Regions from separate parts of the Homo sapiens genome. Here region 1 is linked to region 2. Evidence: read pairs that join two places in POLR2A ChIA-PET (ENCODE). Cell type or tissue: A673. All regions are shown on one strand. Region 1 has its middle 6.6 kb from the start of GAR1-DT. Region 2 overlaps MCUB (mitochondrial calcium uniporter dominant negative subunit beta).

Region 1 (2,500 bases), 130 kb before region 2:
AGTTGAAAATATCTGAGTGGAAAATACATTTCATATATGTAACATACTGAACATCATAGCATGGCCTAGCCTACCTTGAAGGTGCTTAGAACACTTACATTAGCCTACAGTTGGGCAAAACCATCTGGCAGCACAGCACACTGGAGAGTCTCATTTGCTGCTGCTGTCCAGCATCATAAGAGAATATTGCACGCATATCACTAGCCAGGGAGAAGATCAAAGTTTAAAATTTGAAATACAGGTTTTGCTGAATGCTTATTGCTTTCACACCATTGTAAAGTAGAAAAATTATTCAGTGTAACCATTGTAAGTTGGGAGACTGTATTGCTAATGACAGAGAAGAGGGCTGGTAGCTAGGAATAGGGCTGAAATTTTTTATATTAGAACAAAATTTTAAAAGTACTTAGCTGAAGCTAGGCATGGTGGCTCACGCCTGTAATCCCAGCACTTTGGGAGACTGATGGGGGGCAGATCACCTTAGGTAAGGAGTTGGAGACTAGCCTGACCAACATGGTGAAACCCTTTCTCTACTAAAAATACCAAAATTAGCCGGGCTTGGTGGCGTGGGCCTGTAATCCCAGCTACTCGGGAGGCCAAGGCAGGAGAATCACTTGAACCCGGGAGGCTGAGGTTGCAGTGAGCCAAGATCGTGCCACTGCACTCCAGCAACACAGCAAGACTCCACCTAAAAAAAAAAAAGGCTGGGCACTGTGGCTCACACCTATAATCCCAGCACTTTGGGAGGCCAAGGTGGGTGGATCACGAGGTCAAGAGATCAAGACCATCCTCGCCAACATGGTGAAACCTCGTCTCTACTAAAAATACAAAAATTAGCTGGCCATGGTGGCACACATCTGTAGTCCCAGCTACTCGGGAGGCTGAGGCAGGAGAATAGCTTGGACCTGGGAGGCGGAGGTTACAGTGAACCAAAATGATGCTACTGCACTCTGGCCTAGTGACAGAGTGAGACTCCATCTCAAAAAAAAAAAAAAAGAAGTACTTAGCCAAGGTGCCATTAATTGTAAATATTAATGTGAACTCATGACTTTCTCTTTTATTTGGTTTTTATTATGAAAATTTCAAACGTAAACAAGAGTTGAAAGAGCAATATAATGAACTTCTCTGTACAACACCTTCAGCCTTTTGCAAATGTTATTCCTCCTATTTCCTCACTGTTATTATTAAAATTATTATTGCTAGAGTGTTTTATAGTAAACATTCTGTTCATAAATCTCCAGCAGAGGACTTTTTTAAAAAACATAAGCACAGTACCATTACCACACCTAACAAAAATTTTCTTAGTATTAGCGAATGTCCATGTGGAATTTTTCCAAGTTATTTCAAAATGTAATTTAATAATTGGATCAATCAAATGAAGATCCAAACAAGGGCCATACATTGTATTTTATTGATATGTCTCTTAATTTTCTTTTATTCTGTGTCAATTTCCTCTCCCTGTTTTTTTTCCCGCCCTGCCCCGCCATGGCATTTATTTGTTGAAAATACTGAGTCTTTTTGTCATGTAGAATTTTCTACTTTCTCACTGATTACATCCTTGTGGTGGTATAAATTGTTTTTCTATCCTCTGTATTTCCCATAAACTGGTAGTTAATTGATAGTGAGATCTAGAGACTTGATTGTTTTCAGGTTCTTTTCTTTTCTTTTCTTTTCTTTTCTTTTTTTCCTCCTTCAAGAATACTTCCTACCGTCCCATGAAGAGACACATAATATTTCTTATCCTTGTGGTGGTATAAATTGTTTTTCTATCCTCTGTATTTCCCATAAACTGATAGTTAATTGATAGTGAGATCTAGAGACTTGATTGTGTTCAGGTTCTTTTTTTTTTCGACCTGCAAGAATACTTCCTACCATCCCAGGAAGAGGCACATAAAGTCTGGTTGTCCCTCTTTGGAGATGAGATCAGTCAGTAGGATCAGTGTTATCAGCCTCATCAATCTCTTAGAGTTCCCTGCCAGCTTTTCATCTAACGGTTTTAGCAGCTGTTGGTGATCATCACTAGATCCATTGGCTCATAAGGTAGTGCAAAATAGTAATATGATAATTCTATCATTTATTTTGCAATTATTAACTGAAATAAAGAAATTTCCTTTTTTATTTCAATTTTTTGCTATCATTGTTCCTTATAATGCTTAAAATATTTCATCTTTGAGAGCCCCTTCAAGTATTTTAATACCACCAACTAGCCTCCAATGGCTTCCTTGCTTTCTGGTACAAAATATTTCTTTCACATTTTATGCCCCAGATGTGGAATCGCCCTTTCTCCAAAGAGCCTTAGTTTTTTAAATGGAAAATGGTAAGTAGAGAAGACAATCTGCCACTAAGGAGTGCTCATTGCTTCTGGATTGTTAGGACTTCTAGGCCCTATCAGTGGACACAGTGGACAACTAGAAGGTAATTATTTTTAGAAAGAAAAAAAACTGAGGGTCATAGCGGTATTTCCAATTCAAAGTTAAGACTACAGGGTTTCCATTTCTTTGAA
Region 2 (2,500 bases):
ACTCACCTGTCGAGTGACTATAAAGTATGCAAAAAAGACCATAGAATTTGCAAATGTGATGAAGTATGTAACTGGCTCCATGATATCCCAGGAGTACACCCACCACGTGAGCCAGGCCAGTGCCCCACCCTGAATGGACAGCAGTGCCAATCCAGCCCACAGGAGTCCACTGGTTTTGGCTTCCGAATGAGCTTCTATTCCAGCTTTCACCTGAGGGGGAATGAAAAACTGTTAATTCTGTTTACAAATACACCAACTAAAGGGACAAAAAGCAAGATGAAAAGGAACTCTTGCCGGGCGCGGTGGCTCACGCCTGTAATCTCAGCACTCTGGGAGGCCGAGGTGGGCGGATCACGAGGTCAGGAGATCGAGACCATCCTGGTTAACATGGTGAAACCCCGTCTCTACTAAAAATACAAAAAATTAGCCGGGCATGGTGGCAGGCGCCTGTAGTCCCAGATACTCAGGAGGCTGAGGCAGAAGAATGGCGTGAACCCAGGAGGTGGAGCTTGCAGTGAGCCAAGATCACTCCACTGCACTCCAGCCTGGGCGACAGTGCAAGACTCTGCGTCAAAAAAAAAAAAAAAGAAAAGAGGAACTCTTGAACAAATGCACATCTGCATTACTTTGAAGAGGTCAGACATATGGAAAAACAATTTATGAAACATACATGAATGAGTAAATGCTCATTTCAAATCAGCTCACTAATAAAACTCTTTAAAACTATAAAGGTAATAACTGCCCTTGGAAAAATGAATAGTAAAGTATACAATTGAAAACTCAGAAGTCATCCTCTGAAACCCAACTAAAATTAGAGGCCTATTTGACTCAGCAATTCTACTTCTAGGAATTCATTCTGAATATATACCTGCATACACAAAACCCATTACAGATTCATTCTCAATAGCTGAAGTCCTAAAAGAATCCATATGCCCATCAAGATATTACACAACTGTAATGAAGCTCTGTGCCAATAAGGAGAGATTTCTATAATACACTGAAAAAAGATGAGAATAGTGCATAATAGTGTGCTTCCTTTTCTGAGAAAGAGAATAAAATAAGAATGTATTTGTTTGTACACAGATAAAGGAAATCTGAAATGATTCATAAGTGTGGAGAATATAGTAACTGTGTGGAGGACAGGGTGGGAGGAAAACTTTAGATTTTAAAATTTTAATCCAAGTAAATATATTACAAGTAAAGAAAAAACTAAAATGGTAAACGATAAAAAAAACCAAACAAGTCCCTCTCTCTGCCATCCTCCAAATACCCTTAGAGGTAATCACTATTAAAACTTCCTTACATCTCCAGAAACTTTCCATTCATATTCAAAGATACACATATACCTTCCCATTTAAATAAAAACCACAAATGGGATTATAAGTCTAAAGAATGCAATTCTTTCCCTTGAAACAAACCAATTTCCCCAACTATCCCCCCAAATCAAAGTTATTTTTTCCACACCATTGATTAACTTTAGATGCTAGCCATTACCAACTTTCCAGCTGCAATTCTGTTAGGCACAGCAGGGGCTCTGGGCCTATTCTCTAAAAAGGAAAGGGAGGTAGGACTCCAGCTAGTGCTGCCCTGCTCATATTATACTTATTTACAGAGACATTATGACTGATCTCTGGAGAGGAGGCATGGCATAGAGTTTAAGATGGCAGCTCTGAACACAGGCCACGTGAGCTCAAGTCCAGGCTCTACCATGTATTAGCGATACAGCTCTGTTGCTCAGTTTCCTCATCTGAAAAATGAGGAAGATAAAAGCACTGAACTTACAGGTTTTTTGTGAGGCGTAAAGGAGAAAATTAGCATATGGAAAGCATTCAGAAAAATGCTCACATGAGGAGCACTCAATAAACACTAGGTATTATTTTCAAATATACTCAACCGTGATGCTTCCTAACCTGTTCAAGGGGCTGCAGCTGTTCCTTCAGGTGGTCAATTTTCTCCAGTAAATGGTGCTCTCTCTTTTTCTGAGACTCTTCTAAATGCAAGATTGTAAATAGTCTGTGAACCAAAGATTTCATGTGTTCCATCTCAGCAGTGTGCTCATTACTTGGTTTTTCTGAGAAAAGACACAAGGGAAACAAGCCAGTCACCACATTGTTCCCGCAGGGTGTGTAAATCTTTCGGTCCCCAATTCTCTTTCCAAATATTATCTTAGGATCCACAGGGTAAGGAAGCTGGTGTACAAACATGTAAACAAAGGTGTAATATACATTTGAAAAGCAGTTCAAGTGTACTTTTCAACAAAGAGAGTCACAGTAAACAACAAAGTGTGGATCTGAAGAGCAGTTCATATACAAGGTAAAAAAAAAAAAAGTCACCAAAAAAATGACTTTGGCATAAGGATTATTTTCAGCTGAAGGCAATTGAGCATAAGCAGCTACAAGAAAGGCTCTCTGGCCTCTCCCTTTTTGCCCAAAAGCAGGACACAAATTTTACAAAGACCTCGTGAGAGACAGAACTAGCTGGATTTCCTAGGCCAACTAAG

What was found. ChIA-PET counts read pairs that join two places held together with the same protein. Peaks named below come from ENCODE experiments on the same cell type or tissue, not always from the same donor. Only the 100,000 strongest peaks of a DNase experiment are listed, where the experiment ranks them.
Region 1: POLR2A ChIA-PET joins it to region 2 with 6 read pairs; 7 of 35 experiments call an interaction of 5 or more read pairs at or near these places.

Annotation. Positions count from the first base shown.
Region 1 is chr4:109,807,519-109,810,018 of GRCh38, reverse strand. No RefSeq gene overlaps it. Among named protein-coding and RNA genes, the nearest start is that of GAR1-DT, 6.6 kb to the left of the region's middle. In A673, no CTCF peak of the experiment used is centred here; no DNase peak of the experiment used is centred here.
Region 2 is chr4:109,682,153-109,684,652 of GRCh38, reverse strand. It overlaps MCUB (mitochondrial calcium uniporter dominant negative subunit beta), which reads right to left. Exons shown (of 8, transcript NM_017918.5): 5 at 1,911-2,071; 6 at 7-210. It also overlaps a transcript of CASP6 not described here. Among named protein-coding and RNA genes, the nearest start is that of CASP6, 20 kb to the left of the region's middle. In A673, no CTCF peak of the experiment used is centred here; a DNase peak (open chromatin) is centred at 1,552; H3K27ac peaks cover 536 bases.